Regions from separate parts of the Mus musculus genome. Here all the other regions are linked to region 1. Evidence: chromatin loops called from intact Hi-C (ENCODE). Cell type or tissue: left cerebral cortex. All regions are shown on one strand. Each heading gives the region's core, and the rest is flanking DNA. Links, peaks and the distances in the headings are about the cores only.

Evidence for each region. Peaks named below come from ENCODE experiments on the same cell type or tissue, not always from the same donor. Only the 100,000 strongest peaks of a DNase experiment are listed, where the experiment ranks them.
Region 2: it touches region 1 in a loop (2.6-fold over the local background); 10 of 42 quality-filtered maps call a loop at or near these places.
Region 3: a loop joins it to region 1, with 4 times the contacts of the local background. A loop is called at or near these places in 12 of 42 quality-filtered maps.
Region 4: it touches region 1 in a loop (2.5-fold over the local background); 14 of 42 quality-filtered maps call a loop at or near these places.

Annotation. Positions count from the first base shown.
Region 1 is chr12:87,141,701-87,149,341 of GRCm38, reverse strand. It overlaps Pomt2 (protein-O-mannosyltransferase 2), which reads left to right and starts at 1,440. Exons shown (of 21, transcript NM_153415.4): 1 at 1,440-2,171. The coding sequence starts at 1,714. Gstz1 (glutathione transferase zeta 1 (maleylacetoacetate isomerase)) reads right to left here and starts at 1,635. Exons shown (of 9, transcript NM_010363.4): 1 at 1,498-1,635. The coding sequence starts at 1,512. In left cerebral cortex, for the core only: a CTCF peak has its summit at 1,873; DNase peaks (open chromatin) are centred at 1,032, 1,392, 1,760, 2,214 and 1 more place; H3K4me3 peaks cover 2,344 bases; H3K27ac peaks cover 1,798 bases.
Region 2 is chr12:87,193,580-87,201,220 of GRCm38, reverse strand. Tmed8 (transmembrane p24 trafficking protein 8) reads left to right here and starts at 992. Exons shown (of 6, transcript NM_001033475.3): 1 at 992-1,135. The coding sequence starts at 1,018. It overlaps Samd15 (sterile alpha motif domain containing 15), which reads right to left and starts at 713. Exons shown (of 4, transcript NM_001290288.2): 1 at 1-713. The coding sequence starts at 678. In left cerebral cortex, for the core only: no CTCF peak of the experiment used is centred there; DNase peaks (open chromatin) are centred at 828, 1,538 and 1,989; H3K4me3 peaks cover 2,252 bases; H3K27ac peaks cover 1,431 bases.
Region 3 is chr12:87,266,086-87,270,085 of GRCm38, reverse strand. Vipas39 (VPS33B interacting protein, apical-basolateral polarity regulator, spe-39 homolog) reads left to right here and starts at 3,800. Exons shown (of 20, transcript NM_001142580.1): 1 at 3,800-3,934. It overlaps Ahsa1 (AHA1, activator of heat shock protein ATPase 1), which reads right to left and starts at 3,358. Exons shown (of 9, transcript NM_146036.2): 1 at 3,165-3,358; 2 at 1,741-1,931; 3 at 129-211. The coding sequence starts at 3,244. In left cerebral cortex, for the core only: CTCF peaks have their summits at 2,187 (motif pointing left) and 3,362; DNase peaks (open chromatin) are centred at 2,166, 2,917, 3,446 and 3,713; H3K4me3 peaks cover 2,082 bases; H3K27ac peaks cover 1,170 bases.
Region 4 is chr12:87,331,574-87,339,214 of GRCm38, reverse strand. Sptlc2 (serine palmitoyltransferase, long chain base subunit 2) reads left to right here. Exons shown (of 12, transcript NM_011479.4): 9 at 3,057-3,183. Among named protein-coding and RNA genes, the nearest start is that of Ism2, 36 kb to the right of the region's middle. In left cerebral cortex, for the core only: a CTCF peak has its summit at 4,117 (motif pointing right); DNase peaks (open chromatin) are centred at 4,125 and 5,217.

The sequences.
Region 1 (7,641 bases), core at 1-4,000:
CTTTGTAGATCAGGCTGGCCTCGAACTCAGAAATCCGCTTGCCTCTACCTCCCGAGTGCTGGGATTAAAGGCATGCATCACCATCACCCAGCTGGAATCTTACCCTACATCTATTATTATTTTTTTTTCTTATATATCATTTTAGTTTCTTTTCCTGCTGCTATGATAAAATGCCCCAACAAAGGCAGTCTAAAGAAGAGTGGTTTATTTTGGCTTATAATTCAAGATGTAGTAAGTCACCTGGGGTGGGGGTGGGGTGGGGTTTGGGGGAAGAGCAGCCTGAAACAGCTGGTAAGTAACCTATGCATCCACAGCATGAAACAGAACAATGCTGTGTGTTGGTGCTTGGCTGACTTCCCCCTTATTATGGGCCCAGCCAGACCCAACCCAGGGAATGGTGTCACTCTCCCACATCAGTTAACCTGATAAAGACAATCCTAACCCTCTCTGCAGAGCATCTGGAGGCTTGTCTCCTATGTGCTTTTAGATAAACAGGGAGAGAAATCACAGCTAAGCACTAACAGCAAACCACCTGGCGATTTTTGCACTTGAACAGCTACTTTTTAATATCAAGTAGAATGTCCGTTTAATTAGCACCGGGAAGGATCATGTTTCCAACTCAAACATGCATTCTGGCGACTTTAAATTTGCAGTTTTTCTGTTGTGGGAGACTCGGCCCATGCTAGGAGCTACGTCAGAGTTGCGTACATCCCTAGCTGTTTTTATACCATTTCTTACATGATTAAAATCCTGAAAAATCACATCTGTATGTGGAAAATCTATATTAACCGGATGCAATGTCCTTTGCATCTAATGTGCCGCCTTCCTACATATCGGCCCTCCTAAGAGACTCAATTTTAAGTCTCTTATAAAACACACTCGCAGCTCCATTCCAGCAATGGCTTAAATACAAATGGCTCTAGGGTGGACTAAAGAAGTTCGACTTAAACCCTGGACGCTCCATATGCCACAGCCTGGAATCCCAGCACTTGGAAGGCGGGGGCGGGAGAGTCAAAGTTCAAAGTCAGGTTGGGCTGCACAGCAAGATCGTTTCTTAGAGCCAAACCGACAAAACTAGAAACCTGAGCAGATACTACAAGTGATTATTAACGTCGTTAAAGAGTCACATCTTTCCCCCTTGCCTTTGGTGCATGCCTGGACCACCAGGTCCCCTGAGAGACATACGAAGGGCGCCGCGAAACTGCAAAGTAGGGAACCATGTTTGAAAGCCCTAGAAGAGGTCTGTCTACCCGAAGCAGGGAAAAGCGCGATTGGACGCCCCTCAAAAGCTTCCAAGTTTAGCCTTCCCGGCCCAATCTACCACCACCATAAGGTTCAGCGGCCAGCGCGCAGGTGTAGAGTGAGCGGGCGCCGAGGTGCACGCCGGGAGTCGTTGTGGCGCCACGCGAAGAAGCGAGCTCTCAGCCCCGCCCCCCCCCACAGCTCTTCTCCGCGTTTCTCAGGAGAGACCCTCATCCCCGGACGTGGGGCACAGACCTTCCCGGCTTGCATCTCGCCCGGTCGGCCGGCCAAGAAAGTCAGCTCTCGGGACTAGAAGATGACTGAGGCCTAGCGGGGTCCAGAGAGCGAAGGTTGGACTAGATGGCCTCCCTCCTTCGGGCTGGCCCCGCCCCCGCCCCCTGAGCTGCTGGGAGTTGTAGTTCATGAGCCGACTCGAGTTTGTCAGTCCTTGGTTTCCCTCCGCCTCCCGCAATGCTCTACGCCTCAGGCCGCCTCTTAGCTGCCCGGGCGGCCACCACACTTTCCGCCCCGCCCAGAGCCCGGGGCCCGGCGCTCCGCGGCAAACGGAGGGAACTACAAATCCCATGGCACCTCGAGACGCCTTCTTATGACCCCTTGACGGGGCAGCGGACAAGACCCGGCGTGCCTCCGGCCCGGAGGGTGATCCTTCGGAAGGGGAGGATGCCGCCGGCCATAGGCGGTGGCCTAGCGGGCTCCGAGCTGCGTCCCCGTAGGGGCCGCTGTGTGCCGCAGGCTGCCAGAGCCGTGAGCCGAGACGTGGTCCCCCAGGCTGCAGCACGGAAACTTAAACGGCCTGCTTGGAGCTCGCGGCGCTTCCAGGCGGCAGGGTGGTGGGCCACGTTGGCTGTGGTGACGCTGCTGTCCTTTGCCACCCGCTTTCACCGGCTGGACCAGCCTGCTCACATCTGGTAAGTGGCGGAAAGGACTTGGCGGGCACCATGGCAACTGAGAGGGAGTGACGCCACCCTCTGATTGGCTTGAGGGCGCGAAGTGGGCGGGATTCATCGGAGGCACGACAGGTCCTTGGCGGTAGAGAAACTCAGTTGTATTTCGAGGGGAGTAGGGGGTGGCTGGGGAAAGCTTTCCGGTGTGTCAAACCTCGGAGAATAGGTTTGCCCTGGTGGGGGTCCCACACTCGGAGTTTGCAGGAGTTGTCCTCATGTCTTCTAGTCACCTGGCTTTAAAATGGTGATACTCAGAGGTTCTTTGAACTTGGCTGAGAAATTAGTAAATTCGTAGAACATAATTTTCCCAAAGCGTGATTTTCAAAGAAAAAGATTCCTATAGAGTAAGGATAGTTTGGGTATCGGGAGATGGCGGCACAGATTCTGAGCAACAGGTCTGGTGTTATCCTGTGAGAATTATTTTCTAGGCCTTACTTTGTATGATACAGATGGTGGCTTGAGGCTTGGTTCAATTCCATTTCCCAAGCTCACAGAGTTACTTGATCTTTAGCTGGAAGGGATGTTTTATCTTCTCTATATCACCAAACAGAAACTTAGCATAGAAGGTGTCACAAGTGGATCTTACTCAAGAGCAAGCAAACACACTGACAGGGCTGCTCCTATAGGAAACTAATAAATTACTGTGAAGCTAATTAATAAATTAGGTGCATTTTATGACTGTTGGGAGCTGTAACTACTGGGTTAAACACAAAGGCGTAATCACAGGAAGGGGAATGAATATCAGCACCTTTAGAGTTAGGTTCTTCCACCCCCTGTCAAATCCTACTATACATGACTGTATCCCAAAGAGATAGGTGTACCCACAGTGGGTTACATAATGGCCAAGGACTAACGAGTTTGGGAAATCTATTTTAACACTCACAAGCCTTAATTAGCTCTGTTCTCATAGGAGACATTGCCATATCTCTTATTGCAAGCACAGCCCTAAGAAATGGCCCAGGTCAAATGCAGTTAGGGCATCCTAGGTACATTCTTGGCACGTGTGGTTGTCCATCATCAGCTGCCACTTGTCTTAGGTGGCCCGTCTGAATCTTATCTGGCTTTGGGGTTAGACTTAGAGGAGAAAGAGAGAATTGTTTTTTGTTTTGTTTTGTTTTTTGAGACAGGGTTTCTCTGTATAGCCCTGGCTATCCTGGAACTCACTTTGCAGACCAGGCTGGCCTCAAACTCAGAAATCCGCCTGCCTCTGCCTCCCAAGTGCTGGGACTAAAGGCGTGCACCACCACTGCCTGGCTGTCCAGGACATTGATGAAGGGCTTTCTCTCCCAATTGGCTTTATTACCCCTCCATCATGCATTGCCTTGGTTTCTGGCAGATGTTTCATGTTAATCCACAACTCTATTAGCTACTCAGATCAGCATGGCTGACAGAGGCAGAAACCACATCTGTTCAGTTTGTCTCATATGATTTAATTACGGCTGCTGTCAATGAAACTCCAAGCAGGGGGGTGATGGGCCCTGGACTCAGCCTCTTACAAATAAGTCCTGATGAGGGGCCAGCAGTATGAATATAGTCTAAGAACAGTCTACCAGTTATGACCTGTGCAAAGCAGTTTCGATTGATTCTGATCTTTGGTATCATTGGCGGTAATTAAAATGCACATCCCATGTCTATTCCTTAAATACTAACACATTACCTGAAGAGATGCAGGTCATTCAGTTCAGTTTTATGTGGACCATCACTCACTGTGATGTAGACCACCACTGCATTGATTTGGTTAAGTCTCAAAGGCAGTATTATGGAGTGGTTGAGCCTCCATGATTGTATGGGCATAGCTCAGGTCCCTAGTACTTTAGAGACTCATATATGATACATTCTATAGAGTGTATCAATGAGAGAAAGTTGTACCATCAGTGCATTAGCAAGTGTACCAGTGAGCTGTTTTTTGAGAGTTGGTGCTGATGTCATCAGCTACATCAAGAGTAGCTTAAGACTGTCCATGTCGATGTTCATGAGTTCTGTTTGCAGCCACAGGTTGTTACCATCATAAGCTGCCACTTGTCTTAGGTGGCCCATCTGAATCTTATCTGGCTTTGGGGTTAGAATTAGAGGAGAAAGAGAGAATTAATGTTTCCATTCACTGTATTATATCTCTAGTGCTCTAATGTCTTTCTTCTTCAGGGTTGTTTCATTCCTACAACTCTGCCCAGGAAGGTAGTGTGTGCCACACCAGTTTCTGTTTGCCTTTTCTCCTGTTGTACCCTATTTCTATCTAGACCTTTTTACTATGGGCATTGTAAAGACCTATTATGTCTCTGACACGGGTGGCATTGTGTGAGACTTGTACTTAGCCAAGTATTGTGTTTATCAAACTGTAGGCCATCTGACTCCAGTAAGACAATACAGGAGATGAATCTAGAATTAAATATGAGTATTGTCATCTTCCCTTACCCTTCTCTGCTGATCTAGGGTGTCACTAAGAAGAAAGACATACCATGGTCATGGAAACCTAAGTGTGTCTGAGTAACTTGATATAGCTCCTCTCCCTTTTCCTGATTATTACCCAGTTGGTAGTCATGAGGAGATGACTTTTTCTGGGGATGACTACATTAGGACAAGGTTGCTTTTTTAAAGTGTGTAGGCCAGGAGAAGGTGATGGAGGGAAAGTTTCTGAGGAAAAGTTCAATGCTTGGCAATATCAGCTGTTTATTGATGATGGGAACATGGGTTACATGTTTATTACCTTGACTGTTGGCTCATTGTTACATGACTAATGTGACAAAAAGGTGTGCCACTGTCACACTTAGATGGTTTGGAAAGCTAATAAGAGGACATTAAGTTTAAAGATCACAGTGGTTTCTCCAGAGTCATGGAACCAGAGCCTCAGCCTTTCTGTAACCCGAGAAGGCAACAGCAGCAGTGAAATACTGGTGAGAGCCTCAGCTGGGAACAGAGTCCTGATGCACAGAGCTTCTTAGGAGCAGGTAGTCAATGTCCTATGCAAAGCAAGTGGCCAGCTTTTGGCAGGAGTCTGGTATACCATGGTGGCTTCTGCTTCAGAGACCCATAGTCCTTTAAAATTTATGCTCAGTCAGTTCATGCCACCATATTTGTTTCTCCACTGGAACAATATAAGCAGCTGGATAGTGTAGGCTTGATTAGGAACCTCTAACTAGTCATATCAGAGTACATCCTTTGTGATGGGTATCTGCATGAGTAATCCAGACTACTCCATCAGTGGACAGACAGTTTCCACTTCGCTGAGAGCATGAGTTTCTCAGTACATAGTCTTTCAATTGGTTTGTCAGACCCTTCAACTCTGATTGCAGCCAGCCAGCCAGAGTTATCTTACTTAGGTTTGCTATTGCTGAGATGAAACACCATATCCAAGCCAACTCGGGGTGGAAAGAGTTTATTTGGCTTATACTTCCATATCACTGTTCATTATCAAAGGAAGTCAGGACAGGAACTCAAACAGGGCAGGAACCTGGAGACAGGAGCTGATGCAGAGGTCATGGAGGGGGTGCTGCTTACTGACTTCCTCCTCATGGCTTGCTCACTCTGTTTTCTTATAGAACCTAAGGCCACTAGCCCAGGGATGGCACCACCCACAATGGGTTGGACCCTCTCACATCAATCACTAATTAAAAAATGTGCTACAGAATTGCCTACAGCCTGATCATCTGAAGTCATTTTCCTAACGGAGGTTCTTAGTTGGCTTTAGTTTGTGTCAAGCTGACATAAAACTGTCCAACGAAAGGATGGACCATCTAGAGACTGCCATATCCAGGGATCCATCCCATAATCAGCTTCCAAACGCTGACACCATTGCATACACTAGCAAGATTTTGTTGAAAGGACCCAGATGTAGCTGTCTCTATGCCGGGGCCTAGCAAACACAGAAGTGGATGCTCACAGTCAGCTATTGGATGGATCACAGGGCTCCCAATGGAGGAGCTAGAGAAAGTACCCAAGGAGCTAAAGGGATCTGCAACCCTATAGATGGAACAACATTATGAACTAACCAGTACCCCGGAGCTCTTGACTCTAGCTGCATATGTATCAAAAGATGGCCTAGTCGGCCATCACTGGAAAGAGAGGCCCATTGGACATGCAAACTGTATATGCCCCAGTACAGGGGAATGCCAGGGCCAAAAAAAATGGGAATGGGTGGGTAGGAAAGTAGGGGGGAGGGTATGGGGGACTTTTGGGATAGCATTGGAAATGTAATTGAGGAAAATATGTAATAAAAATATTAAAAAATAAATAAATAAAACTGTCCAACATAGGGCTAGAAAGATGGCTTGGTGGTTAAGAGCATTGACTGCACTTCCAAAGGACCTGGGTTCAATTCTCAGCAACCACTAGTGTCTGTAACTCAAGTTCCAGGGCATCCCACTCCCTCACACAATCATATATACAAGACAAACACCAATACACATTAAAAAAAAACAATGGCAACAACAACAGAACTATCCAGCACAGTTGTCTGTAGGTCAGAGCGGCTTCTGCTACCCAGTGGATAGCATTTTAACCCCCAGAGGACTAGGTACTGGCATTGTAAGGAAGGTCTGTGTCATGGGCCCCACTGACCTGGTAACTGTGTTTCAGGGAGTGGACTAGGTAATAGTTTTTCCCAAAGGGACACCTGCTGCTTTATGTAGAACAGAGAAGCCTCCTGAGCCGTTTGTTCTAAACTCCAAGATAATCTCTTCTAAAGAGGAAATGGAAGGAACTCTGAGGGTTTGGTGGGGTAATGCACTCTTTCAACAGAAGTTAATAACTGGCTTTTTAAGAGTGTGTTTAGTATCTTGTGTTCAGCAGGTGGCACTGCTATCCTAGTGACTAGCTTAGTATTCTAGCAGTACTTAATGGGTATGTGTTTGCCTGTTCACTTGTGTGTGTGTGTGTTCACATATAGAGGTTGATATTGAATATCTTCCTTTGTCTGTCTCCACTCATTTTTTGAGAGATGAGCTCTCTCTGAATTCGGAGCTGGCAGGCCATTGGGCTCCTGGGATCTTGTCCCTGCATACTCAATGCTGTGATAAAGGGCACTCTGCCATACCTGCGTTTTACATGGTTGCTGGGTATCCACAGTCAGGTCCTCAAGCTTCTTTAATAAGTAGAACAGAGGAGCAGTTTCTACTCCTGCTGCCCACTGCTTCATTTGGGTAAGAACATTTACCACCAGGTTCCAGGATGTCTTCTCTTGTATTTGTATCTGACTCAGCCCTATCCCTTTTCGTTCAGAAAGCTAGGCACGTCATCAGCCTATGTTGGGCCCCTCCTTGACAAGGTCTTAGATATGTTTTAGCTTGTTTGTAAACTAAGAATTTAACTTGCTGTTGTTTTATGGGTGCTAGTAGAAGAGAAAGTCCTAAATCAATGACAGTGGAATTTATTAGGCATGGCACAGAAAGGCGTGAGTACAGATGAGCCAGGCCCTCGCATTCTTGACATACTCTCCGGG
Region 2 (7,641 bases), core at 1-4,000, 52 kb before region 1:
ACTTGCTTCATCAATGGGTCTTCTTGATTCTTCTTCAAAATCCTCCAGTGGCCCTGAGACTTTCTTTTTAGTTGACTGTCTTAGTTTTTTGTCTGGGAACTTAGTCTGCTCAGGTTGCTCTGTGCCTGACTGCTCTGTGGACTTGAAGTGAGGTTTGAGATCTGCTTCCTCAGTAGACTTCCTTAGCTTCCGGTCTGGGAACTTAGGTTTAGTTACCTCATATGGCTCTGTACTTTTTTCTTTAATTGACTCTTTTTGTTTCTTTTCCGATTTGGTCATCTTGGATGGAGGTAGAGCTTCCTCTTCAACTGATTTTCTTAGTTTTTCACTTCGAATATCTGGTGTCTTCTGCTCTGGATCTATTTTTGTTGGTAGCTGTGTACCTGTTCTTGTAGGTGGTCCTTTGAACACACCTACTGAAACGTCCTGTCGTTGTAGGTCTGGCACCTCATGATTTTTACCTACGGGCACCAAATCCCCCTTGCGTGTCCTGGTTGGCTCTAGTGGCACATTTCCTACATTTCCTGGGTCTCGGTCAGTATTTGGGGACAGCTTAGAGCTTACCTCAAACAAGGTGTCTGCGTTAGCATTATGTAATTTACCAGATTTGGTTCTTTTAGGCTGCAGACTCAGACTCTCATCGGAGTCAGAATTATAATCTCCTGAGACTTCAGACATGTCAGTCGATGCGCCCAAGGCCTCCTAGCAACCTCAACTTCCGACAGCGTCTCTATGGATACCACGATTTCCGGCGGGGTTTTCCAGACTCTTCCCGAGATTTTGTCGATCCTTCCAAGTGCGGACTGTAAAAACCGGCGACCGAAAAAGCACGCCCCCCCCCCCCCCCGCCCCTCTCACGTGTCAGGCCAGCGCTACCCTCTGCCGCCCAGCCGCTCCTTCCGGCCCGTGGCTCGCTTCGGCTCCGCTCGGCTCTCCTCTGCCGCGCTCGCTTCGCCTTCGGCTGTTTCCGGAGCCGCAAGCCGCTGGCTGCGGAGCCGCTCCCGGCGCGGGCTGCAGATGTCGGACCGGCAGGCAGCTGAGGGGCCGGCCTTCTGGAGCCCCGCAGCTCGCCGAGGGTCGGCGGGCGGCGTCGGGGACCGACGGGGAGTGGAGGAGAGCCAGGCGGCCGCCTCAGGTACGCAAGGCCCCGGGCGCTGCAAGGGTGGGTGCCTCTGGGCTCGGGGCCGCGCACCTCGGGCGACCGGGGTCCCCACCGTCACGGGGCCCGCGGCTGCGCTCGAGGTCGTTTTCTACGCGGTTTGGAAATGCCCTGGTTCCAGTCCCGCTCCCTTTCTCGGAGCACCCGGCTTGGCAGTCCGGCTCCTTCCGCCGCGCCTCTTTGGCTTCAGTCGGGGTCCGCATCCCACCTCCATTCCCGCCGCTCTCACCCCTGCCCCTGTCTTTGGCTCTCCGCGCGACCCCACCTGCCTTTCCGCGCGCTCCTGCCGGCGTCTGCTGGGGCGCCCGCCTTCCTCTCAGAACCCCGCTTTGCCCTAGCGTAGGCCCCCGCGCCCAACCTCCGTCCCTTGCATCCTTGAGAGTGGGAGAGATGGAAAGCAGCCAGAATAAGGAGGCTTTGAGGTCTCGAAGGAGCCTGATAGTGAAAGCAAAGGCAGGAACTAGAGGCTGCAGTAGAAATTTTGGTGATGTCTCTCGTTCTCCGAGATCCACCCCTCCTCTTGCTTGGGCCGGTGTCTCCATTTCAGACCACACAAGTTCCTTCGTGTGATTTTACTTAAGTGTCCAAAAGCTATAGGCACAGTCTATCGCGCTGTTACCTTTCAGCCTTGTGACCATCACAGGGGCGTGCGACTAAAAGGATACTTTAGAGGGGAGAGATCTGGTCACACTAAGTGCAAGTGATTGGTTTTATCGAGATCTCAAAGTAGCTGTCACAGTGACTGAGGTACTGCTGTGGATTCCTGATGCTTAGTTGGAATGTGAATCCTCACTTTTAGTGCCCTTGGACAATTGGTTAAACTTCTCTAAACATGTCTGAGTTTCCTCTTGTATAAGATGTGGGTTCTAAAAGTACCTGTGCCTTACAGCATCGGTGGGAGGATCGTGAGCCACTGTGACTAAAGTACTTGATGTGCAACCCAAGATGCCCGCTGTACAAAGCAATTGGAGGAGATTAAAGTCTGATTTAGTACAACTAAATTACTAGAAAAGGTATTCCTGGTTGCTATCTTTCAACATAGTGGCTTTTCTCCATGCCCCTGGTGTGTGGTGCTGCACGAGCACCCCTCCCCCCCCAGCTGTGAATCACGGACAATATTTTTATTGAAAACATCCTAATACATTTTGTCTTTTCTATTTTTAAGGGTTTTTTTTTTGTGCTCTGTGGTAAACAATGCTAACATATATTTGATATTATGGTAATAAAAATTCTAATTAGGGTGGGATGTAGTTAAGCGGTAGAGTTCATTTTCGAGGCCCTGGGTTAGTCCCTAGTGCTACCAAGAAAGAAAAGGGGAAAAAAATTAAGTGTACTTTCTGAAAGATTATAAAGATTAAACATATAAGCCCTTATACAGGTATATGTTTTATAAGCACCTGTCCCTTATATGTGCCAATAATTATAAATTACATACACATTAACTTGTCTTTCATTTTCTCACTTTGTGGTGAACATACCCGAGTGTCTTTGCTTTATATCAGATCTATTTTCTAACATATTCCTGGAGTGCTCTTAACACCTTGTGTTTCAAATGTTTGTTGGGTGGGAAGTTCTGCAAATATCTGGCTGAATCTGGAGGTGAAGGTAACAGTGCAAAGATTTGACTGAACATCCAGTAATAACCAAGGATGCTCCTTGGGGTAGAGTGGTGGATCTTAACCAGGAGCAATTTGACACCCCAGGAGACATCTGGCAACATCTGGCAACATTTTTGGTTATTGGAGCTATAAGCAGCTATTACAGCCAAACTATAAGCCATAGGCTATTAAAAGGTCCTTGGCCTGCAGGTCTACCTCACGTGTTAGAAATGCTGCATTCGAAAGAAACTCAGGCCTGGACTTAAGCTTCGTCTCTGAAGCTCGGGGGCAATGCTACTTTAGTGGGGTTTTATAGACTCCGGAGTGAAACTTTAAAACTGCTCAAAATTGGGAGTGTGCTGCCACTTCCCAGTAGAAAATGAGCTGAGTTAACGTAGAGACACTAAAAAGGGAGGAGACAGAAAGACGCTTTTTGTTATCTTAGAAAACAGCAGGGGAAAATGAGTGGATATTCATTTGTTATTGAACTGAGGGTTTGAGTCTTTCAGTGTACTTTATTCCTTCAGGAGTTTGTCAGTATGCAGAATAACAAGAAAGAATGTGTTTTTACCATGCAGCACCGGTATTTGTTGCTGAGGTTTTGGTAAAAGGAAGGATGTATGTTTGTGTAAGCCAAAGTCTCTAGTGGTCATGGTGTTCCTAGAGTCTTAGGAACTGTGATTGTTTTTTAATTTTTTTTTTTTTTTGGTGTTTTTTGTTTTTTATTTGGGGGCACCTGGGTTCTTCTTTTCCCCAGAGGAGAATCATTCCTTATATCATGAAACTCTCTGAGGAATACGTATTACATCACTTAAAGGCAGGTTTTTTTTGAAGTCTACAGAGCCCTGGGGTACTGGGGTGGGGGTGGTTTTGTGCACTGTGTATTCAGATGCCGATTGCTGTGCCCAGAGATCTGGTTGCAGTTTGGACATTGACAATGTCATGATATTTGGAGCAACTCCTGTCTCGGTGATGTGTGATAATTCTTTTCCATCTCCCCTGATTGATTAACAGTGAGCTGATTCAGCCTATAGCTGGGCAGAAGAGGGTAGGGCGGGACTTCTGATTCCAGTCCGGAGTCGCAATTGAAAGGGAAGAATGAGAGAGGAAGAAGGGAGAAGGACCAGGAGGATTCGCACACAGTCAGGGGAGTCACCATGAGGACACACATGGAACAGAGGGAAGCAGGCATCTGTAGAGAGTTAGAACAGTGCCTGCAGCTTGTTCGTAAGTTTATTAGGCTCCCGTGCCATTTTTTTCGGGAGCTAAAAATGGACTAGAGCGGGCGAGTACGCCCTGTAGTTAACCTGGGAGCAAAAGGGGTGAAGAATAGCTCAGAGAACTACATTTACACTGGGGAAGATAAAGGGCAGTGTTTGTGATGACCTCAGCAAGGACTCAGTTTGCTGTGTATGACCAAGCGTCTGATGTTCAGGCCTGGAGATGGGCAGGTGAACTTGGTGATGGTTCTAGTGTAAGACTGAGCAGTGCAGTCTGTCCTTTTGCAAGGGATGGAGTGGTTCATGTCCGTGACCGTTTCTTGTTAAGTTAGCTAGGACTGGAAATGGAGCGGCTCTCTGCCGGATGGGACAGAGTGCTGGCTGGAAGCTTATGCCAAGACGTCTTTTTGTTTTTATTTCTTAATTTCTATTCTGATTTTTAAATTGACATGCTAATAATTTGCTTTTAAAAAGAATAGTTATTGCATTTTTACAGTGTCGATGGCTGGTTACCATGTTTTACTTCAGTTCATGAGGTATAGTACAACCAGTGTTACCTGAATGAACACTGAGGTCTGTCATACCCCAGCCTTGGGCACTGAAGAGAAATTGGGCTATATGGTCACTGGGTTCTGTTGAAGCATCACCCAGTTGATGTGCTTTCCTGTAAGCCTCCCAGTTCTAACCACATCACCTGCTTTTGGGCCTCTGCTCTGAAAAAAAAAAAAAAAAAAAAAAAAAAGGTAGGCTAATTATTTCTGCAGCTGTCTAGTGAAGGGGAAGTCTTAGGAAATGAATTCTAAAGAAACCTTGACCTAATATTCAGACACTTTGGGGAAAACCTGCCCTTTTTTTAGCTTCCCAGTAAAGAGAATAGACAGTAAGCTCAGACCTGTAACATGAGACTGAGCCACTCTTAGCCTGGAAAGAAAATCATAGTTTGAAAAAGGTCCAGAGCTGGGTGCTGGTGCCGTGCATACTTCTAGTCCCAGCATTTAGCATCAGAAGTAGGTGGGTCTCTGTGAATTTCAGGCCAGCCTGGTCTACAAAGCAAGCTCCAGGACAGCCAGTGCTATAACAAAGAAACTCTGTCTCAAAACAAAAAACAAACAAATAAACAAACAAAATAACCAGACAACAACACCCCCAAACAAAAACAAGACAAAACAACAACAAAAACCAAAAGGGAAAGGAAGCGGTCCCATGTAGAGAGAGTCTTTGAAGCAGGCTTTGAGGAGGCTTTGGTTTGGTTGAGCCCATCAGTTACGAACTGTTACCGTCCAGCTCCTGTTTCTCCTCCACTCATTGGTTCCAAGATTTTGGCCAGTTACGAACCCTAACACTGATCTTGTCACAGTAAAGAGTACCATAGTCAAATATTATTTGGTTACTATTTTAAATTTTCATTTCAGTCTTAATGTTATACGTGATAGTACTAGCTTGAGAAATTAAACTTTTATAATCATACTAAGATTAACAAATACATACTCATTAAAAAGAATAATAAAAGCCTTTCTCTGCTGTCCTCCAATTTGTAAAACTTGTCCTGTTTTCTCTAGAAATATACAGAGAATTAGCTTTCATTTGGCTGCCCTATTAAAATCTGTACTACTGAAAAATTGGCTTTTCCTTGTTCCTAGTGGTTTAGATTTCAGAAACCCCAAAGGATGTGTTTATATTTGTTTTTTTTCCTGTCTCTCTCACACAACAGTCCATCTTCCCACATTGTATACTCCAGGAAATAAACTTATGTTTTTCTTTTCTCCTTACACTTCCTGCCTATTCAAATACAGCTACAGTTGTTTTTGCCAGCAGTTCTTGAGTAAGTTAGGGCATTCCTTTAAACTTAAACTTTCTTTCTTTTTCTGTATACATTAAGCTGTTTGGAAAAAAAGATGCTCTGGGAAGCGACTCTTGATATATGAACTTTGTGTAGCCTGACTGATAAGGAGAAATGGAAATGACTCACTGTTGGTACAGGTGCACAAAACATAGTTGTACCTTTCTCCAGGGGACCTAAATTACACTGTTACTATCCATCACAATTAGAACATAGTTTCCATTGACCTGTTTCTTTGCAGTGTCTATTTTATATGGGTTTATTCCTGTTTAAGAATGTGGATACAAGGTTATTACAGCATCATTTGTAGTGGTAAAAGATTTTGGAAAAAAGTTTATCCATAGAAAACTCATAAATTGATGACTTGTTTTTCATCAAATGAAATATTTGCTGTAGAAAAGAATGAGAAAGCTTCATAAGGTATCTGAGGTGCAGCTAGAAAAAAAGAAAATTTGCAGTAGTGTGTCTAATGTCCCAGTAGTGTAGAAAATCTGAAACTCATGTGTATATGTATGTTATATCCTTCCCTTTATTCACACAAACATGCACATTACCTTTACGTGCATAAAGTCTCTCTGGAAGACTACATAAAACCCAATAGTGTTGATCGCCTTTGGAGATGGGGGAGCTAACATAGAAGGAAGCTTTCATGGTAGAGTTTTGACACTTTGGAATTTTGAATAACAAGAATCTACCTATTCAGAAAAGAAATACAGGGGCTGGAGAGATGGCTCAGCGGTTAAGAGCACTGACTGCTCTTCTGAATGTCCTGAGTTCAAATCCCAGCAACCACATGGTGCCTTACAACTACCTGTAATGAGATCTGATGCCCTCTCGTGGTTCTGAAGACAGTAACAGTGTACTTACATATAATAATAAATAAATATTTTGAAAAAAAAAAGAAATACATATACAAATACTCATGTGCTAGAACATTCTTCACTGGTTTTTTCCCCTAAAATTGGAGTCTTTCTGCATTTAGGAACAGATATTTTTTAATTAATTAATTTATTATTATTATTATTATTTTGGTTTTTCAAGACAGGGTTTCTCTGTGTAGCCCTGGCTGTCCTGGAGCTCACTCTGTAGACCAGGCTGGCCTTAAACTCAGAAATCCGCCTGCTTCTGCTTCCCAAGTGCTGGGATTACAGGTGTGTGCCACCATGCCCGGCCAGATCTTTTTTTAAAAGTCCGATTTTTTTTTTTCATGAACTAGAGTTTAGCAATATCTTTGAGTACTAACTTTATGTTCTAGTATATATTTTATTGTCTTAAACTGGTTCATTATTAATTTAAAACTATTTTTCATTAAAAAAAGACTATATTAAGATTTCATTAAAAAAAACCAGTTACCTACTTTCATAATGTACCATTGCCAACAAAATCACTCAGTAGTAATTATTTTGATATATACTTAAAGATTTCATTTCTTTAATTTAATTTAATTTAATTTAATTTTGAGATAAGAGTCTGTGTAGTCCTGGCTGGTGTGGAACTTGCTATGTAGACTGGGCTGACTTCTTCCAAGTGCTAGGATCAAAGGCATGGGCAACCATGCCGAGCAAAGCTTTTTTTTACTTTTAACTATGTGTATGTTTGGGTCTGGGCTTGTACATGTGCATGCCTGTAGAGGTGAAGAGTGTGTGGAACAGCCTAGAACTGGAGTTACAGGCAATTGTGAGTCTCTCACCCCAACATGGGAACTCCGTAAGAGTAGTGCGCTCTCTTAACTGCTACACTAGCTCCTTAGCACCTTATTTGTTCTTAATTTTTATTTCTTTGTTTATTATTATTGTTTAAGGTACATATGTGAGTGCCTACATG
Region 3 (4,000 bases), core at 1-4,000, 120 kb before region 1:
ACAAAGCTAGGAATGTACCCGTAGACTGCTTTTTTGCATCCTCAGCCTGAGCCTGTACTATGTGGGGACTGAATCACGTGTCTCATCTGGGACAACAGGCAGCAAGCGAGGACTCGGCAAACACAAACCTCCACTTCATCCACGCTATTTTCATCAGACAAATTGGGGATTTCCACATGTCCTTTGTACTGCACTCCTGACTTAGAGGTACCTGTCAAAAGCAATGCAATTTCATTAGCCACCTCCTTTGCAGGAAAGGTCCTGCCAGAGCAGTGTCCTACTTAGGCTTCTTGTGACCCTCCACTCTGGGAATGCCACGTGCCAGAAGCAATCACTGGCACCCCTAATGTCTTTCCTCACCCCACAGTGGAGTGAGAGCTGTTATGACTTATTATAGCATGGCACTGGCAGTAGCTCAGGTCCCCCGAGCCTGTCTGGGTAGCCACTAGCATTGGTTGTTAGAACACCTGCCATGGAGAATTTGATTGTGGCCACTCTGCATTTGCTTCTGTGTGAGTTTATAATTTAGAAGTAAGATGTGAACATAGAAAACTATGTGACATCTGTCACTGTCCTATCTCTGCCATCTGTCAGGTAAGGTGCCATCGGTATGTGCTGATCCCTCTGCCTTAGATGGACCCGTTCTGTGATCTCACAAGGGCCCTCAAGCTACAACCCCTGACGGCCAAAACACAACACTTCAAGCTTCTTTCAGGAAAAAACCACCCACCATCCTGATTACAGTATGAATGTATTTCATACTCAGCACATGTATAAAACTCTGGTATTAAGTTTTAGTTTCTAGATTTCATTTTAATTACGTGTGCATGTGTGTGGAGGTTGGGGGGACACACATATGCAAGTGCCCTCAGAGGTCAGAGCCTTCTCATGTTGGAGTTATAAATGGGTGCTGGGAACTGAACTCCAATCTCTGGTCCCCGATTTCTTTAAAGACATTTTTGGATGGAGGACTTCTCTCCCTCTCCCCCTAGAGTTCACCGCCATTTTCCTATCTTCAGTTTCCCAAGTGGTGGGACTATAGGTATGTGTTAACAACATCTAATGGGTACCTGATCAATTCTATCCTATCAACCCTGTGGGTTGTTTTTTTTTTTTTTCTTTCTAAATTGAGTAACTGTTGTTGCATAGTGGACTAAGTTTTAGGGTACATGTTAACTATGACAAAACTCACTCTGTGTCTGTACGCCTCAGTTTTTCAGTGTATTATATAAAAAGGAGACTAGACAAGATATATATAGTTCCTTCTAGGTAACAATACTTCAGATATACATTGAAAAAGCAAAAATTATAGACAGATCTATCTACTTTCATCTTTACTACTCACTTGGGAAATATTCCATTCAGCCCAATTCTCCCCCCTAGGGGTATTACAGAAGGGACATTAAATTATAAGATGGTAAAACAGCCCCAAATCAGATGTATAATTAGCTATGATAGTACAGTGATATAAGATTTGCACTGGAAGTAGAAAGTGATTGAAGCTAAAAGAAACATCCCCCCCTTTTAAAAATCATTCATTCATGAGACAAATGATGGAACTGACGAGATCAAGCAGATAAATTCATTTGGCGTCCCACTGAGTGCCCAATGCCGCTTGCCTTCAAAGCAACACCGTCTTCTCTCTTCAAGAGTTTGTCAGTGCTCAGAACCTCTCCAGCAAGGATCAGAGCTATGGCAACGGGGCTATAACCTCTTCCCTGGCAGCCTGGCAGGCCTTACCTGTCCAGTTCAGTTTGATGGTCCACTCATAGAAGAAGATAAGTTTGCCTTTCCTGTTGTTGATGGATGCCTCCCCATCAAGCTTGTTCACTTCGGTCACCTCGCACTTGCCCTCTTCATTTTCTACTCGAACGGCCAGGAACAGGGTTTTCAGTTTCTCTGTGGACCAATTTGAAGCATCTCTCTCTGTCCTGCAAGACAGAAGCAGCGCTAAGGGCTGGCAGTCAAGAGGAGAACGCACTGTTTCATTCAGCAGGTGACTGCAAGGTTAAAGGAGGCAGAAAACAACCCAACCCTCTCAATTCTACCCTAGAATGTCCACAAACATGCTACTTTTAGGAATCCAAAGGGGTGGCGAGTTGTCAACAAAGAGAGGTGCTGTGCAAACCAAGTTAATACTTTCCAGTCTTAGCACAATGAGCCTTGACCGTTAAAATGGCGCCCCCATTTGGCCAAGAAGAAAGATGTGACCATACTGCTTAAGTCAGGAGAGCAAAGACAAGCAAGCATTTTTGCTAAGAACTTCAGTTTAAAAAAACAAAACAAACCAACAATAATGCTAGCCTCATTAACAGTGTTGTGTCCCGTTCAGTGTTCAAACTTTGCCCTACACATCCTACATCCTCTAGACAGTGTCACAAAGTCCACAAGAAAAATTACATCAAGTAGAATGTTAAAAAGAGACAGGTTGAAGGGGGAAAAAAAAGACGGTAAAAATCAATTCTTTGCCCTTCTAGTACAGCTATTTAAAAATCAAAAAGCTATAACTGAGGAAAAAAAATATAATGTCTGTAAAGTTCAGTGGCACTCCAAATAACTTTGTTTCCAGAAGATTTCTGAGAGATGAGGCAGCTTCCAAGACCGGTTAGGCTGTAAAATCATGACTGCCGGGCAACCTGGAGTTGTTACAACAGAACTTAACAGTTCCGGGTAGGAGACTGCATTGCGTTCAGCATCCCGAAGCTCCAAGTGCCCTGCAGATCACGTTCCAAAGCTTCTCACGCTGGACTGAGGCAGTAGTCCCCTATGACTTTTGCTTTCACTGTAACCCGCAAACCAACAACTACCGCGCCTGGAGCTCTCGAATTCCCCAGCAGACTCCCAACACAATCGGCAGGGGTCTGGATCTCAAGGACGCCTGCGGCCACGTGTAGGAAGTATCACCCGGCTCAGGCTGGATGCAGCAACTAGGGCACTCTGTTCTCGCTCTGAAATTCCTCCTTGGGGACTCAGCAGTCCATGTCGAACCCATCGCCCCTAAGACTGTGATGGTGGCGAGGGATGGAGGGGACCCCTGCTACAGAAAGGACTCACGCCCAACCCCAGGCCAGGGTTACTTGGGTCCCGTACTCGCCAAGGTCCCAGACACCTCCAACCCCTAGCCTGTTAACAGTGCTCCTGCGGCCTGTCTTGCTGGCCCATACCAGTGCCAGTTGTTGACGTTGGTGGCGTCCGCCCGCTCCTCCACGATCCAGCGTGGGTCTCCCTCACCCCACTTGGCCATCAGCTCACTTATCGCACCGCTACCAGCTCCCAAGCAGCCGCAGCCACAGCCTGAGGACCGCTCGGTCCCAGCCGCCTGGCAGCGCCTGGAAACTACTAGAAGCAGCACAGCACCTCCTGGCTTGCTTTTCCCTCCACCCCAACCCCCTCCCAGCCTTAACTTCCGGCTCCTCCTCGCTCTTACCGGGTACTTCCGTTCCAGCTCGCCGAGCCGTAGGTTCCGTAACTTCTGGCGTTCCTTCCAGCTCTCTCAGTTTATCTTAAAAGCTCTTAAGTCTAGGCCCTCAAGATCCTAATCCCCACCGGCTAGGACACAAAATATTCCTCTCATTGTCTCCTTGGGCCCTAAACCGACCTTGCTGAGCCTGATGGGAGTTGTAGTCTTTAAACCAACCCTTCCGATAACTGCGGAAGGTCATGCTGAAAGTAAAGGAAATGACCTAGCACTATGCGCTAGTATTTCTGGGAATGCTAGTCCAGAAGCCTCGCGGCCCGCAGGGAGGACGAAAGAATGATAGAGGTTATGGAACTACAACTTCCAGGATGCTTTGCGGGTATTCCTTTCACCTTCTTCAGACTCTTCTCCGCTGTCCCCTTCTGCTCTTCTCTATGCCTCACAGCCTGTTTAGAAAGGCTGGTCCAGCGGCTGAGCCTGGCGCTGTCCTGAGAAGGAGCGCTCGGTGTGGAAGAGGTGAGGGTGTCCCAAGCCCCTGTCTAGGCCTCGTGTCTAGGTGAACCCACCCTCTCCGCACCCTTT
Region 4 (7,641 bases), core at 2,066-6,065, 190 kb before region 1:
CATTGGAAATGTAAATGAAGAAAATACCCAATTAAAAAAAAAAAAAGCCGGGCGTGGTGGCGCATGCCTTTAATCCTAGCACTTGGGAGGCAGAGGCAGGCGGATTTCTGAGTTCGAGGCCAGCCTAGTCTACAAAGTGAGTTCCAGGACAGCCAGGCTATACAGAGAAACCCTGTCTTGAAAAAAAACCAAAAAAAAAAAAAAAAAAAAAAGCTGGGCATGGTGGCACACGCTTTTAATTCCAGCACTCGGGAGGCAGTGGCAGGCGGATTTCTGAATTCGAGGCCAGCCTGATCTACAAAGTGAGTTCCAGGACAGCCAGGGCTACACAGAGAAACCCTGTCTCAAAAAAACAAAAAACAAACAAACAAAAAAAAAGAATAATAACTAGAAAAAATTGTTTCATTTATGTATATACTTTATTTTTATCATATTCTTAGCTTATTATACTTTTTTTGTGTGCATTTCTATTTCCACTGATTCCCTTGTGCAGTTTTCTTTAATCAGTTGTGAGGTGTATAAATTCTGACCATGGTTACTTGTGTACTTTGAATCTGTCAGAGTTTGACGATCAGGCAGTCAGATCAAACCCTGAGAATTGTGATGTGTGAGCTAGATGGTTATGGACCAGTTCTACATGGGAGATGGTGCTACTGCCAAGGAAGACACACATGAGAGAGGAACCTGTGACCTGATACCAGGTCTGTCCCTCCTTGATGCCAGGCTGTTCAATCTTATGGGTATTTGGTGGCTAGAATGTAACTTATTAAACTAGTCGGATCACCCCAGAAGCAGATTTTTTTCATTAGCTTTGAAATAGACTTCAGACAGTCCTTCTGTGAAGACCTGATCAGGAAGTTGCACAAGTCTGTAAGTCAGGAAAATGTGTGACCACCTTGTTTGCTAGTCAGAGTGCTTGCTGTGTAGGACTTGACCTCTTGATCCTCCTGCCTCCCCCTCCCACACGCTAGCATTAGGTGCACGTGCCATCTCACCTGGCCTGTCAGAGTTCTAAATAGCACACAATGCTTTCTTCGCCTCAGAAAATTGAAGACCAAAATGCTACATTTGATAATTTTAATTTCAGTTTTACTGGTCTTGATGAGAACCAAAGAAAGTTTCTAAAAGGTGAAGAAATAGCACAAAACAAAAAGACCCCTGGAGAATATGGTAGCTGCTTTATAGATGTTGACAGTGAGTGCTGTTGCAAAGAGCATTATTCTCAGGACAGTGCTGGCATACACACACATCATTGTATGAAGGCATCAGATATCTTTCATCAATGCTCTCTTCTGGGTTTAGTTCTGTGCCACCCTTGCTGTGAATTGTGTGTAGAAAGCCATTTACTACACAAAATGTTACATAACCCTTGTGAGCACTGCGTTTGGTTTGTGCATGGTGTGTTTCTGCAGGCATCATTCATACTCCTCACAAAAAAACACTTCCACTCTCATTAGGCAGGGACCTCGGCCTGTGATTGTTGTGTCATTCTGGATGTACAGTCCTAACCTGGCTTGTTGTAGTAAATCCTGCTAGAGCTGTACATCATTACTTCCATGCTGTGTAATTTTTTTCCTGGGAAGACATGAACAGATGTCTATTCATTCCAGATAGGACACTGATGACAGAAGAAAGACGAGTCTATAAGTGATGGCCTTTAGACTCCTCTAAAGTCATTGTCAGTTGCTTCTAATCAGGTTTGGTAGATCTCATTATAGATTTTTCCTTTTTTTGTTAATGAGACAAAGCTTACTTTGAGAGTTAAATGATATATTGATATGAATTAAAGATAGTAAGTCATATATATAAGGTATCATTTCAGAGTTGATACAAGATATTTGTGCTTTGGGATGCAATTGTGAGGAAATTACAGCAATTGCCTATTTTACAGTTGCATCGTCTCTTTTTATTTGTTTTTGATACATACAACTGCTGCTCCCTCCTCTTCACTAAAGATATATCCTCATTTTGGAGCCCAGACTAGCCTTAGATTTGCAATCTTCCTGCCTCATCTCTTACACGCGTTCTCGCGACCGGCCAGGAAGAACGCAACAAACCGGATCTTCTGTGGCAAAGCTTTATTGCTTACATCTTCAGGAGCCAGAGAGCAAGAGAGCAAGAGCTCTATTGCTTACATCTTTAGGAGCCAGGGCGCAAGAGCGCAAGAGCTCAAGAGAGCAAGAGCCAGAGCAAGAGAGAGAATGGCGAAACCCCGTCCCTTTTTAAGGAGAATTATTCTCCATCTAGGATGTATTACTCCCTGATTGGCTGCAGCCCATTGGCCGAGTTGTCGTCACGGGGAAGGCAGAGCACATGGGGTGGAAAACTACCCTTGGCACATGCGCAGATTATTTGTTTACCACTTAGAACACAGAATGTCAGCGCCATCTTGTAACGGCGAATGTGAGGGCGGCTCCCCACACTCATCCTCCCAGAGATTAGGGTTATAGGCATATACCACTATGCCCAATAGTACACTAGAATCTTGTTATGCGTGTTTTATTTAAAGATTTAAATGAGGATCTGGAGCGTTGGCTTAGCAGCTAAGAGCTGCTCACAGCATCACTAAGTGATCTGCTCCCAGCCTAGGGAAACATGTTATTTAGGAGCATAAGGACAGGCAATTTGTATATAGGGTGAGACACACAGGCCACTTAGAAGCAAATCATTGTCTGTCAGGCAGTGGTGGCGCACACCTTTAATCCCAGTGCTCGGGAGACAGAGGCAGGTGGATTTCTGAGTTCGAGGCCAGCCTGGTCTACAAAGTGAGTTCCAGGACAGCCAAGGCTACACAGAGAAACCCTGTCTCGAAAAAAAGAAAAAAGAAAAAAAGAATAGAAAAAAGAAAAAGCAAGTTAATACTTTCTTAATTCCTCTTTGACCTAACCTTGGCTTTGCCCTGTTTCTGGCGTCCTTGTTGGCCAGCTGTGAGCTTTGATGGTATTAGCTGACCTTGAGTCCCAGCTTAGCACCTGCACCAGGCTGTTGAAGGGAAAGTAGTCACACACATCTGTGTACTCAGGAACGGCCTCTTAATGTTGCCTCTGCTTCTGCAGGAGCTGATAGACTACCTGCGCACACATTCTCACAGTGCTGTGTATGCCACGTCGATGTCACCGCCTGTGATGGAACAGATTATCACCTCCATGAAGTGCATCATGGGGCAGGATGGCACCAGTCTTGGTAAGTCTTTTTCAGGAAGCATTTCCTTGGCTTAGTAAAAACCTTAGCAGCCAATTGTGCTGTTTCCGTTGAAGTTTTTCCCTAAATAAGGAGTCAGGCTTCCAACAGGGCAACACTGGCCACATATGCTTTTCAGTGTGTTAAATACACTTTGATAACTATACTGGCTCCCTTGTATAGAGTTTCTTCCCTCCCTCCATCTCCTTTTTTCCTTCCTTCCTCCCTCCCTCCCTCCCTCCCTCCCTCCCTCCCTCCCTCCCTTCCTTCCCTCCCTTATTTCTTTATAGGCAGGGTCTCTGTATGCATGACTATCCTGGGACTCTACATAGACCCAGCTGACATTGAGCTCACAGCTTCTGCTTCCCAAGTGCTGGGATTAATGGTGTGTGCTACCATGTCTGAATTACACATGATAAGACCTTTCTTTTTTTTTTTTTTTTTTAATTTATTTATTTATTTATTTATTTATTTATTTATTATATGTAAGTACACTGTAGCTATCTTCAGATGCACCAGAAGAGGTCATCAGATCTCATTACGGGTGGTTGTGAGCCACCATGTGGTTGCTGGGATTTGAACTTCGGACCTTTGGAAGAGCAGTCGGGTGCTCTTACCCACTGAGCCATCTCACCAGCCCGATAAGACCTTTCTTGTTGTCCCACTGTGCTTTTAACTTTAGGAAATTTGCCTTCAGGGTCTTTCTTAATCACATGTTTTATGTGGAAATGTAATTTACTACATAGTGATGTGTGTCTTCTATAGCATGTTTCCAGAGTCTTTGATTTTAAGCCTTTTTAAAGTTTCTAATTTTATGAACAATACATAATGAAGGCCATCTTAAATCTATTTTTGTCGTTGGTGAGATGTACATCCAAAGAGATGCAGGTACATAACTGAATCAAAGTAAAAGATGCTGCCTTGTTTATTACATTGAATCACCAGAGGGCAGTGTTGACCAATTACTGTGAAAGAAGGGTAATTGAGTCTTTGCTTTCTGTTTTTACTTTTAAAAGTCTCTGTACGGATGGGGCATTGTGATACAAGGCTATAATCACAGCACTTCAGAAATGGAGAATTATTCAAGGTCATCCTTATCCTGAGGCCAGCCTATATTATTAGAGACCCTAGCCCATCAAGAAAGAAAAAAGAAAGAAAGAAAGAAAGAAAGAAAGAAAGAAAGAAAGAAGATAACAAAGTTTTCTGCTAGCAGTATGACATGTACTTAATTTAACTTGTTAGCTTGCTGCTTCTGAGGCATTATGGATATGTCAGACTTTACATCCTTAGCCTTGGGCTCTTCATGACATTATAGATGTACATGTATGCTACATGGCACTATAGATGAGCTACAGCCTATGTTGGAGCCAGTTAAGTAGGAGACTGATTTTGACTAAGACTTTTTTGAAACCCAAACTGTCTTTATATTTGTTCCTATCTGTCAAAGATCCTTATTATCTCTATGAAGAGACTTTTGGAAATAGTGTTGTCATCTTTGGTTTTATGCATTTGCCTATTCAGGAAGAAAGTATTAATGCTGCACAGAATTGAAGCCATGTCAATTGCTTCCTGAGTTCACAATAGCATAGATGTATTGCTTCTCTTTCTGATGTGAGAGAATGTGTTTGGATATAAAATATACATGTATTCAGAGACAGAAAGTACAGTGGCCTTACTAGTTTGTTATACAGATTATTTAGTTTGGTCCGTTGGTTTAGACTAGAAAAAGCTAACAGCTATGCTATCAATGTTAATGTTGGTAATTTCTCAGAGCCTAGATCTGTATGATGAAGTACATATGAATTAATGACTTATTTGTACTCATCAAAAATGTCTGATGAGAAAATGAAATATGGCAATTAGACAAAGTGTTGGATTAGTACTGCTTTTCCAGGTTTTGCCTCTCAAGCCACCACCAAAGCTTAGTTCTGTGGCATCTGTGTAATGCTCACAAATTCTGTGGAACCCAGTCATGGCACAAGGATAGCTTATTTTTACTTCACAGGTCTGGGACCAGAATAGAAGATTCCACTGCTAGAACAACTCAGATGGCTGGGGACTGGGATCATCTGTCAGCTTCTTTACTGAGTGTTGGAAAACCTGCTATGTTTGCTGTAGTAACTTGAAAATTTTGAGTTAACTGAATCAAAACCTTCTGTCATGAGCTTTGCTTGGACATCACCAAAATTGATGGTAGCTGGGCATAAGTCTGAGGAGGAGCTATGGAGAGTTTATGAGCCATATTCAGCCTTTCCTCAAAGGGCTCGGCACCCGTCTGCTTAAGTTGCTAAAATATATTATGCTATAGGTGGTGGTGGTGCGTGTCTTTAATCCCAGCACTCAGGAGTCAGAGGCAGGTGGATCTCTCTGAGTTCCAGGACAGTCTGGTCTACAGAGTGAGTTCCCAGACCTGTGAAGTAAAAATAAGCTATCCTTGTGCCATGACTGGGTTCCACAGAATTTGTGAGCATTACACAGATGCCACAGAACTAAGCTAAGATAGTCAGGGTTACATAGAGAAACCTTGTCTCAAAAAGTAACAATAAAAATGTGTTGTGCCATATTATTACAGTATTCAGCATGCCCTATGATATATAGAAATGCACACGAAGATACCAGAGGACCTTCAATGCATGGGCAGTCTTTACTACATTCAAAGGAAATGCCACATTAAGGTCTGTTGACCAGAGGTATACAGGCGAGAGGAGTGAATAGTGTAGTCATGGGAGAGTCGTAGGCCGGTTTCTCAGTTTGCAGGGCTGAAGCAGGTAGATAGTATGTGAGTATGGAATAGTGTTTAAACCGTTTGCAGGGTGGGGAGATTTGGAATGAATCAAGGACACAATATAGTTTTTCCTATTTTCAATTATGTCACATAGGTTCTGCTACCTGAAATTTTACATTCTATTACGTGTAGGAATAGACCAGATTCTAATAATGACTGTCCCTGTCCTTTGTGTTTTCAAATGTTACACGAACCACTCTTGCTGTATGTATCTTAATACAGTTTGCTGTGTTTTTCTCATTATGAGTCCCATGTTGGGGGTGATTTTCTCAGTCACTTGTTTGCAGTTTTACAGCATTCCAGCGTATTCGGGCAGCCTTTTGTTCCTTCTGTTAGTGGATGTTTAGGTTATTACTGTTTTGAGCTGTCACTAGAACCACAGAGCGACCTGTGTATGTGTGTCTCTGCTCTGTGTTTGTAAGGTTAGCTTGGATACCTTTCAGTGAGGTTGGCAGACATCTTTACAGGCTTCTACATTCTTGCCCCAGCCAAGCATACTAGCAGGTGCCAGTGAGCCCAAGACTTGGCAAGCTAAGGCACGATGATTGCTGAAGGTTTGAGGCCAGCCTGGTCAACCTAGTGAGGTCAAGGCCAGCCGGGGCCATGGAGTGAAGCTAAACAAAACAACTTTAAATTCCCTAGGGCTTCAATATACTCTCCCACTACTGTTACTGTACTTAATAAAAAAAAATCGACAGTCTACTATAAATTTATAAAGAAAATTTAACATTTATGTTTTTAAATTTATGAAAGTGTCTAGCCAAAAGAAGAAATGTAAAGTTATGCAAATTGGTGGTGATTCACGGAGAAAACATGCTCTAGAAGGACTATGTTCTAGGACACCGTTCCCAGACTCCACTGAGGAATGATGGAACAAGACAAAGAGGTTTAACATTGTGGAGCTTAAAACCAGGAAAGGCAGACAAAACCCAGCACTGCTTCCTGGGAGTAGGAGGCTGGGGAGGGAGCATTTTTATTTCTATTAAAGTTGCATGTTCCTATATTGGTTTTTTAATAGAGCTTTAAAATAATTCATTAAGCATATTAAATCCTGCTTAAAATGAGATTCAAAGTGAGATGGTCTGTGCTGCTGTTAGGAGAAGAGTGCTGCTCAGAAAGCTGCAGCCAGCCAGGGAGGAGGAGCTACAGTTCTGCTCGCCTTTACTGCTCCGTTTCCTTCCTCCTGGCCAGCCTTCCCGTGTCCCCTAGAATTACTGTCATTGTTGGCTCTCTTTCACTGTCAATATCAAGTAAGAGCAGGTGAGTAGAAGAGTCCGGGGAAGTTCTGAAAAGCCCACCAAATCCGGAGAGCTAGCTTGTCCTTCATGCATCACTGACCACATTCTGTAGTGGATTTTAGATCCAAGACCTTTTTAATGAATCAAAATATCCATAAAAATCAACTAAGATGTTTAAAAAAATTCCAGAACTGCAATTGGATGTAAAATAATTTAGTGCTTTGTGTACAGTGTTTTTCACGTGTAGTTGGATGCTACCACCATGGCCACATCAAAGACAAAGTGAGTTGGATACATGCATTTAACAGGTGGCTTTTACAGGGACTGCACAACGCACTTCCATATGGAAAACTTCACTGCACTTGGCTTCTAAAGAACCTAGGTAAATTCTGTTACTGCTGTAGAACTTGGGTAGGCTGAAGTTTAATTAAACTCAGG